Regions from separate parts of the Homo sapiens genome. Here region 2 is linked to region 1. Evidence: read pairs that join two places in POLR2A ChIA-PET (ENCODE). Cell type or tissue: GM12878. All regions are shown on one strand. Each heading gives the region's core, and the rest is flanking DNA. Links, peaks and the distances in the headings are about the cores only. Region 1 overlaps INVS (inversin). Region 2 overlaps INVS (inversin).

Region 1 (5,388 bases), core at 54-5,053:
CACGGCCATATTAATATAGGACGTAGTTTAGGCAGTTGTAAGTATAAAGCAGATTTAGAGTTTTTATTTGAAAAATCTTAAATATGAATCAGCTGTATTTTGTTGCTAAAATGTCAACAGTTATAGTCATGTAACACTCTGAGCTCATCAGACTGGCATTGTATTCTGTTGTAGGTATCACATTTTCAAGGGAATTTAGACAAATATGTGCATATCTGGTGAAAATGATCAGGATGAGAAGGAAACTTGAAAGCATATTATATGAGGAATGGGTGAAGGAATAGATAGTACTAAAACTGGAGGAAAATGTCTTCACTTGGCCAGAATGATTCTTTTATAAATACATAAGTCAGACCATGTCACGTCTTTCCTCAAACCCTCCTCATCTCATTCAGAGTGAAAACATATTCTTGACAATGGCCTATAAGGCCCTACAGGATCAGGCCACCATTCTTTCTCTTTCTTCATCTCTTAGCGCTTTCCTTTTGCTCATTCATTATAAGGTATATATATATTTATTATTATTTTTTTAGACAGGGTCTCACTCTGTTGTCCAGGCTGGAATGCAGTGGTGTGATTATGGCTTACTGCAGCCTCAACCTCCTGGACTCAAGTGATACTCCCATCTCAGCCTCCTGAGTGGCTAGGACCACAGGCATGCACCACCATGCCTGGCGAATTTTTAAAAATTTTTTTGTAGAGATGGAGTCTCCCTATGTTGACCAGGCTGGTCTCAAACTCTTGGGCTCAAGTGACCCTCCCGCCTTGGTCTCCCAAAGTGCTGGGATTAAAGGCATGAAGACTAATTTATACTAATTTTCTTGTTATTTTGCAAAAATTCTAGGCATGCTCCCATCTGAAGGCCTTTGTTCTGACTGTTTCTTCTGCCTGGAATGAATGCTCTTCCCTCAGGTGTTCACATGGCTAAAGTTCTCACCTCCTTTAAGTCTTGCTTCACATGTCACCATCTCACTGAATACTATTTTGATTGCTTAATTTAAAATTACAACCTGTCTCACTGAATACTATTTTGATTGCTTAATTTAAAATTACAACCTGTCCTCCCCAGCCATCCCCTCTCTGGTTCTCTTAATCCCCCTCACTTTGGCATTTTAGTTATCATCTGTTGTCACATTTGTAAATGATCATTTGCACCTTGTGAAAGCTTAACAGCTAAAGGAGGTACAAAGAGACCTCCTTTATTGGTCCTATGATTGGTCATAGGAAAAATGTCGTGCCCAAGTGTTGACAATATTCACACTATAGGAATAATAATCATCCTGATTCCCTCTCATCCTTTTATGAGTCATAAACTATGGGTAGGAGAAAAAACAAGAAGAGGAAATTACATAAACAAATAATGGCCCTATGACATAAGGTAATTAGAAAATTAATGCTCAAATTTTCTTTAGAATTGATGTTATATACAAAATTAATTTTTAAACGGTTAAATGAAAGTAAATGGATTTGAAGTCCCTTTTTACCAGCCATAAAAATATTTGCTGGCCCTGTGCCCAGAGTTTAAAAGAAACCAGCATGAGTCTAATGAAAAACAAGCTGTAGGTTTCATCGAAATTCAATATATACTCTTTCTTTTCCTTTTAGTTTTTGATTGGTTTCCATGGGAATCTAGGCTTGTGAGATCTCTGATCTATTCATGGAAAGCAGATGCTTGTATTTTCATGACTTGGTAAAAATGGGAGTCAGAGAAGAGATGAAGATGATTAGAAAATGAAGATGATTGTAGGAAACATAATCATATTTAAAACAAAATTCCACAGCCATGTAGATTTTAAAACAAAATCTTCAAGGCTGCTCTACTATGTTTGAGAGGTATGATAAAGAAAAAACAGTGTATTTAAAGAAAGAAGCTTTGGGTTCAAATCCTGAATCTGACCTATGAGAAAGAAACCCTTCAGTACTTCTTTGGAGGTTTGACAGGAAAACTGGATCTGGGAATTACTCAAGGCCAGAAGAACAAGAAGTCTGAGAAAGTAAGCTTTAGGAAAGTATGTAAATTTTCTCCCAGTGCAGCAGTATCAGGAACACTAAGATGAGAATCAGCAAATCAGGATAATTTGTCACTCTGCAAGTGACAAGGTGACCTTGAAGAACTTTTTCAAATTATAGTTCAGTTTATGTATACAGAAAACACATAATATACAACTATTCCAACTGCTATGAAGCTACTATGAAGCTAAATGAAGTTTTTTTTCATACTAGAAACATGATAGAAAAATTCAAAGTGGCGATTTCAATCAAGATGTGTTGACATGTTATTCCTAGTGACTATACATTTTACCCATGTAAATAGAAGTACATAAACTATAATCAAAGTGTTAAAGGACAGACAGGTTTTTATTTCAACTCGTTTTGATTGGAATACTAATTTGAAAGTAACTAATAAGATCCTAAATATCTGAAAGCACCTTCTAAACTGGAAAATGAGAGGATAGGTTTAGAGATAGTTTCTACATATGGAAGAACACAAACAATGCTGGTTTAAAAACTCCAGAAGTTGGAATAAAATGAAGCAAGACTCTTTAGGACTTTCTCACTGCTTGGAGAAAGTAGCCTAGCTAGCATTGAAGTCAACTGCAAGAGCTGCCTAACATCACCATCTCAATCCAGAGGTTTCTTAAGATTCTAGGACATAAGAGTTTCAAATACTAAGATTTCCCTACATTTCTAAGTAATGTGGGCATCACAAATGTCTTTTGGTGCCTTCTTTTGGAAGCATACCAACAGTCAAAAACTCATAAACTATCACTACTTGCTTACTCTTCAGATACCCATTCGCTACATAGCTTGTGGTAGAATGGGCACTTATTAAATTGTTTTAAAATGGACTAATGAGTGGATACAGCCACAGAGATGCCTAGTAGTATCCACTGAAAATGTTTAACTAACTAAAGCAAAAGGTATGAGTAATGGCACAAAACCCATTTTTTTTTTTTTTGCTACAGTGAACATGTCTTACCTATATAACAAAAAGAGTTGAAGAAAAACAATGACAATATTTGATACATGGCAGTCTGTTACCTTCAGACAAGATTATGGGAGTTCTACTGTCACTTTAACAATATTAGTTCATTTACATAACACAGTCAAATCCCAGATCTAAAGTTGTTTTCATACATATGTTGCACCATGTAAGTCACTAAGATAAAAAATGACTTTTCTTGACATGGATGGAATGTACATGTGTTGGTTTTATAGAAAGACTGAAGTAGAGGTCGAGAATATATAAAGAATGGATGTGATTTACAATATATATTCTTCATTTAAAATGTTTTTGTAGCTTTAAATAACAGCTTTAATTAAAATCTTTTCATTTTAATGTGTTAAACATAAAATCTAATTCTTCTACTGCCTCTTCTCCTGTGCTAATATTTTACTTATGCTTCAGCTGTTTAAATGTTGCTGCACAGTTTAATTACTTTTCTTTGCACTAGAGTAATTTGTCTGGTGCTTGTTGCCTATGGCATTATATCCTTTGTAAACTTGAAGTTACCTTATGTCTATCTCTTTCCCTTGGAATTTTCTGCCATTTCCCAGTCTTGCTCAAACATGTCTATTTCTATTAACCTTTTTGCTGCCATCATTTTTAAAATAATTTACTTTTACCTTAAAATTTTTGCATAAAATGCATTCAGATGGTTCAAAAAATAATATAAAGAGGTACATAATAAAAGCTTTCTCCTACTTCTGCTCTAGTCTGCATCATTCCTTCCTCTACCCTCACTCTGGATAAATTATTTTATTAGTTTCTTATATGTCTTTAGAAAGTTTTTATATTCTTAACCTTTTTGGTTTTTTATTTCTGTTTTTTTTAGAGACACGGTCTCACTCTGTTGTCCAGGCTAGAGGGTAGTGGCACAATCATAGCTCACTACAGCCTCAAACTCCTGGACTTAACCTCCTGAGAAGCTGGGATTACAGGTGCACGTTGCCATGGCCGGCTAAATTTTTTTTTTTTTTTTTTTTTGTAGAGACAGGGTCTTGCTTTGTTGCCCAGACTGGTCTCAAACTTCTGGCTTCAAGCAATCCCCCTGTTTTGGCCTCCCAAATTACTGGGATTACAGGTGTAAGCCATGACACCTGGCCTTGTTTATTTTTTAAATTTTCTTAGCAATTTATAGTCTTAATTTTACATACTCTTATTTTTAACCCATCTCTTATTCACTTAACAATACATCTTGAAGGTATTTTCATTTTAATAGACACCATCGTCATTCTTTTCACAGTTCCCTAGTTTTCCATTGTATAAATGTACCATATTTTTTAAACCAGATTCCTTTTGATGGGCATTTGGGTTGCTTCCAACCTTGTTTTTGTAAATATTGCTGCCATAAAAAACCTTCTATATATATCATTTTTCACTTGTGCAGGCTTATTTTTAGGATAAATTACCAGAAATGGAATTGCCTGGTCAAAGGGTATATGCATTTGCAATTTAGATAACTATCCCAGGAGCAGAGTATGAAAAAACTTATTTATCCACAGCCTCACCAACACAATGAGGCAATAGGTGAGAAAAAATATTTTAGCACAGTTTTAATCTGCATGACTTTTATACGTATATTTGAACATATTTTCATATGCTTGAGGGTCATTTGAATTTCTTTTAATGTAAACTGACTGCTGATTTTTCTCTAGGTTGCTTACCAATTCCAAGGAGCAATTCATATTTGCCCTCTGTTGTAAGTGAAGATGTATTTCCCAGGTTGTCTTTGACTTTATGTTTGTGGTTCAAGAAAGTCATTTTACAGAAGACTGAGTATGTAGAGGGCCTATAGAGGTCTACAGAAGACTAAGCATATAAAACTAAGCATATAGTTGTGTTTTGCCCAATGTTATACAGTTTGTGGCAGAGTTAAGTCTATAATTGAATTAACATGTGATTAGACAGAAGAGGTAAAGGGGAAAGAAGAGAATGATAACAATTCAACACATTAATTTAATAAATCCATTCAACCAACATATATTTAGCACCTACTACATGCCATGCAGTTTTTAAACTCCAGTGACTAAAAGAATACAGTACCATAAGTTGATGAAGGACAATCAAATGAAGGAATTGAAAACAGGTACTCAAACAAGTATATGTACACCTACGTTGACGGAAGCACTATTCACAATAGTGGAAACAGCACTTGGATGAAGGAATAAATAAATTGCGGTATATACACACAACAGAAAATATTATTCATCCATATGTTAGCTATATATTGTCAACTAGAAGCTTATTCTAATATACTACCTCTGTTATTTTCTCTTTCCTTTCTAAATCACTTAATTTCACCTAACAAACTGTCTTTTAAACTCTAGACTCATTTAAAAAATTTAATAATTAAATATAGTGTCACTGGTTTTATAAAAGAAAAT
Region 2 (5,388 bases), core at 187-5,186, 61 kb before region 1:
GAAGGAAATGACATGACTGGATTTGTGTTTTTAGAAAAGACACTGGAGGTTATGTGAAGCACTGATTTGAGGGGAAAAAATCTTTAGGCAAGCAGAGCAGTAAGGGGGTTATTACAGCAACCCACAATAGAAATGTTGAGAGCTAAATGGAAATAAGGGAAGAGATCAGTGAAATACATAAGAAGATTCCTGAATGGCTACCAGATAGAGGGTGTTACCAACAACTGAAGAGATGGGAGAAAAAAATAGGGTTAGGGATAAAAATTTTTGAGTTCTGTTTTTTTTTTCTAAAGTGGAGTTTGAGGCACCTGAAGGGAATCTATGCAGAGAGGTCTAGCAAAAAGAAAAGGTTGTTGGGGAGGGGCAGATACATATAGACCTGAACATTAGAAGAGATGGCTAGATTCAAGATATAGATTTATGAGGCATCTATATTAATAGTTGTCTCAACTGTTTTCTCAGAAGACATTAATTTTCTGACATAAATCAAAGAATATAAATTGGAAATATGAATCTCTACACCCTTCTTGAAATATAAACATAATATAAATATCCACATAAATGGCTCAGTACAATGCAATCATGAGTTAGCTACCAGTGCCATATAAAATGTAGAGCAGAAATGGATTAGAAAGGAGAATGCCTTCTTGTATGCTTAGATAATTTTCTTATTTCAGTTGATTTAGATGTCTGTTTGTACTCTGGTTGCTTAGTCTTTAAAGTGATTTTATAGGGAAGCAAACAGTTACAGCAATCAACTCATGAAAGACATAAATTCACTGAGCTACAGAAATAAAATGAAATCTGCATTGCTTTTTCCACTGACCGACATTCTTCCTCTTTACTTAAACTTCTGATTGTCAAGGCTTAATTCTGTGTTTTATTGCTAAAATTTCTAAGTACTTAACAAATATGATGAGAACCACATCACTAACCTGCCATCTTAAGCAAATCTTTAAAAATATATTTTTTAGTTATTTGACAATTCTGTAAGCAAAGGCTAAGAATGTGCTCCAAAGACAGAATAGGAGCTTTATTTGCTATTTTCCAAGTTTAAGATGTTCATCCATCTGGCAGAGCAGCTAGACAATACATCAGCCAAGAACATCTCTCTGGCTTGAAATAGTTCTGGCTCTCAAAGAGGATTTGACTGAGGGAAAGGCAACATCTTTAGTTGCTCTAAGGCTGAACTCTTCTAATATTTCCCCCCAATGCCTTCTCCAAGCCTTGGCTCCATCCACTAACTTGGTTTCCATAGGAATAGACAGAGCTATCAAGTGGCACGGAGTCAAACAGCACAAATGAGAGAAGGAGAAAATGTTACTGTCAAAAAAAGGCTTTTCTCTATGAGAGGAAATTATGGAAAGGTATTCTTGACTCTGAGGCTTCCTTATCCAATGCCAGATTTTTCAGGTGCTCTTCCTGACTAATATAGCCTATTTTATTTAGATTATTATGAAAATTAATGCCTTCATTGGAGAGCCTTTTATATATAGGAAACTAACCAAAAATAAATATTGAAAAAAGTTATAAAATGCTGGGATGCTTATTTCCACAAGGATAATTCTGTTGTGCTTGTGAGGTACTCTGATTTATTTAGAGTGGTGCTTTAAATTGGTACAACCTTTTAGGATGATTATAAAGTATATTTGGTTTCTCACAGTTGGTATTTTATTTAAGGACAACATTTTTTTTTTGTCTTAAACTCTAGCAAAAGAAGTTCTCAAACTCTAGCATGCATCAAGATCGTCTGGAGGGCTTGAAAACACATAGGCCCTCCCGCAGAGTTTGTCATTCACTGGTGTAGGGGCCAAGAATCTGCATTTTGTAGCAAGTTTCTGGGAAGTGCTGCTGCTGCTGGTCTAGAATCCTAAACTTTGAGAACCACTGTTGAAACAAAGAACCTAATCTAGGAGTTCTCAATCCTTAGGAGCTTAAAAAAAAAGTCTGTTCCCATCCTAGATCAACAAAATCAGAATTTCTGGGACTTTGGAATTAATATTTCTTAAATTTTCGGTAGGTGATTCAAAAATGCAACCGGGATTGAGAAGCACTGACCTAATTAAACCATTCATTCAACATTCAATGGTTATTTTTGATGTAATTACTCTGTATCAGACTCCATGCTAAGAGTTGGGGAAGCTTTATACAGATGTACGCTTGTATGCAATGCAAAATTATAAGCAAGGAAGGGTAAATGCACAAAAAGGATACAAAAACAGAACACAAAGACAGGATAGATGATGTACTTAAAAGTCATTCCTTGTGACTTCCCCAAGATGTCCTTGTGAAGAGGGGAAGGGGTTAGAACAGAATGACTTCATGAAAGAGATGGCAGTTGAACAGGATCTTAACTTAGGATTACTAACACTTTGACACTCCTCAATGTCTCCATCTTGTTCCTGCTCCCAATTTCTTTGATATGGAGGGCAATAAGTATTTTCTGAATTTTATGTAAAGTGCTATATAAAGACAGCTTCAAATCTTACTCCCACTCCTTCCAATCAATTTGTCCCCATAAGCTCCTCCTATATGCATATTCTGAAGCCAACATTAGTAAGTTGTGTATATCATGTCTCTTGGATCCACTTATTACATGCTCCAATAACCCCCACACTATCCCTCCCTTTGACCGTAATAGAAAGTGAAACCATATGCAATGCTATTCACTGCTGTCATACAATGAGATCAGTTCTATGATAGAGGTAAGGACACACGGTAGTAAGAACTCTGTAGAGGGGCACCTAACCCAGCCTTGAGGGGTCAGTAGAAGCTTATTGGAGAAAACAGTGCCTGAGCTGCATGTTGAAAGTATATGCAATTAAGCCAGCTTAAAGTAGGAAGGAAGCTGAATGTGCGACGGCATTGTGTGTGGAGGATGAAAAAGAGGTGACTAGAATGAAAGCTTTAAAAACACAGTATGTCTGAGGATAGAGTAGAACTGGAGACACAGGACACTGAAGCCCAAAAGATAAGCAAGAACTCGATGACGAAAAGTGCAGGGTCAAGGAGTTTGGGCTTTTCCTTTCAGTCTTCTGAAGCAGTACTGAAGGATTTTTTTTTTTTTTTTTTTTTTTTTTGAGACGGAGTCTCGTTCTGTTGCCCAGGCTGGAGTGCAGTGGCGCGATCTCGGCTCACTGCAAGCTCTGCCTTCCAGGTTCATGCCATTCTTCTGCCTCAGCCTCCTGAGTAGCTGGGACTACAGGCGCCCACCACCACGCCCGGCTAATTTTTTGTATTTTTAGTAGAGACAGGGTTTCACTGTGTTAGCCAGGATGGTCTCGATCTCCTGACCTTGTGATCCTCCCGCCTTGGCCTCCCAAAGTGCTGGGATTACAGGCATGAGCCACTGCACCCGGCCAGTACTGAAGGATTTAAGTAAGGGAGGGACATGAGAGAGGTCTCAGCCAGAACACTCCCACACCCAAAGGCAAATCACTGAATTTTTCCTAGCCTCTGTTTCCTCCCACATGAAAAATAAGGAGGGTGGATTCTGATCTAAAGCCCACCCAGCTTAATGTCCTTTGACTCTATGATTCTAATTCTAAAAGGCAGAAGACCTGCTCCCTATAGCTACTTCAAAACTAAATGTTTTTTATTCTAACTGACTCAACAATGACTTAATTTCTAATAATTTTTATTTTCCTTAACCACAGGGTAACAGTTTTTACATCCATTTCCTTTTTCCCAATACTGCACAAGTAATTCATTTTCCTAGCATATTGATGTTCGCTTTAGGGGATCCAAAAATGCTACTCCATGGGGAGGCAGTACGGTGTAATAAAATGAGAATGGATTTTGGAACCAGTCAGATCTGGGCACTTCATTGGCTATATTATTAATAACTGTGAGCAAGTTACTTCTCAAAGCCTCAGATTTCCCATTGGTAAAAAAGAAAAAAAAGTGACCAGTGCACAGCGAGTACTCAACAAATATTGGTTTCTTTCTCAGATACCATCATTGCTCTCCTCTCATCATAAAAGTAGTATCTGTAAACAAAACAGCTTTCATTTGCTCCTAATGTTCTCATTGTTTGATGTCCATGATAATCTGTGTAGCCTGTTCTTCTTACTGACCCTGACCAGCCTTCTCAGTGACACTGCAAGCAAAGTTATTAAAACATCATATTTTAATATTAAACTCAGAAGCTAAATGCAACAAATTTTGTTTAACTCCTGGTTCCTTTGAAGCACCCCAAGTCTTGTAGGCTCCATCTTTAGTTTTCCAACAATGTACCTTAGTTTTATTGATCCTAGCATGCAGTTTAGAAAAATCAATTCACCTACTCTGCGAAGATGTGTGCCTTTGGGGGACCTGTTTCAAACAACTGATTGAATCCATCTTTTGCCTTCTCTACTTCAGTTCCACACTATGGATGGGATTTCTTAGATGGTGGGAAAAGACAAATATACAGACAAATGTGTAAGTAAATTCGATTATACTAAAAAACCTTTAATGAACCTCATTCAGACCATGCATTAAAGGGTTTAATCAAATGCTGACCATAACTAGTAATCTGACTTAGTAACTATTATCCATTTTCAAAATGGTAGCCTAAATCCTCACAGTGAGTGCTTGAATTCAAAATTGTATCTTCTAGTTTCAAATTTAGCCATCTTTAAAAAATTATATCAAAACATACCTCCATCTGCAAGTCAATCCCTGAACTCTATACTGCTCTTCATCTGTCTGCCACCATTTTAGACCTTTTTATTTGAAACTAAGAGAAGCAACCGAGTTGAGAAAGCATAATGCTACAGCTTGGTGGCTGAAGTGAGGAATAAAGATTTGCAGATTAAAGACTATTTTAGTTGTGTCAATCTGTAGTTTATGCCAGGGTAGATGTCCTGTTTGTTATAGCTATGTTTTAACTGTAATCTAACTATTCTTTCAAGTGCAAGCACACTACAATTCTGAAATCAATATTTTAGTATCTCCCTCAAGCCCTTTGTGGACCAAATGGAAATAAACAAACATAAATTTTAGAAACACATTCAAAAATTAGAAATTTTATGCTTTACATATATTGAAAATTTTGAAAAACTATTAAAAATTGGGAAAACAAAGTAAGAAAAAAGGTTACCAACAATTTTATTACCCTAAGCCTAACACAAGCTCTGCTAGCATTTCTGTGAAAACTCTTCTAATCCTTTTTAGTTTTTTTGTTTAAAAAGAGAGAGGATTTGCATAGTTTTCATCTAAGTATACATCTAACTGTATATCTTAAATAAGCAGTGGTTTTAAAAATAACTTGTGCAGCTGTGCACAGTGGGTCACACCTATAATCCCAGCACTTTGGGAGAATGAGGCAGGTGAATCACCTGAGGTCAGGAGTTTGAGATTAGCCTGGCCAACACGACGAAACCCCATCTCTACTAAAAAAACAAA

The links. ChIA-PET counts read pairs that join two places held together with the same protein. Peaks named below come from ENCODE experiments on the same cell type or tissue, not always from the same donor. Only the 100,000 strongest peaks of a DNase experiment are listed, where the experiment ranks them.
Region 2: POLR2A ChIA-PET joins it to region 1 with 6 read pairs; 3 of 35 experiments call an interaction of 5 or more read pairs at or near these places.

What each region holds. Positions count from the first base shown.
Region 1 is chr9:100,146,621-100,152,008 of GRCh38, reverse strand. All of the region lies in intron 3 of INVS (inversin), which reads right to left. Among named protein-coding and RNA genes, the nearest start is that of INVS, 50 kb to the right of the region's middle. RefSeq lists an enhancer at 5,332-5,388. In GM12878, for the core only: no CTCF peak of the experiment used is centred there; no DNase peak of the experiment used is centred there.
Region 2 is chr9:100,207,462-100,212,849 of GRCh38, reverse strand. All of the region lies in intron 3 of INVS (inversin), which reads right to left. Among named protein-coding and RNA genes, the nearest start is that of INVS, 110 kb to the right of the region's middle. RefSeq lists an enhancer at 2,761-2,810. In GM12878, for the core only: no CTCF peak of the experiment used is centred there; a DNase peak (open chromatin) is centred at 2,659; H3K4me3 peaks cover 556 bases; H3K27ac peaks cover 365 bases.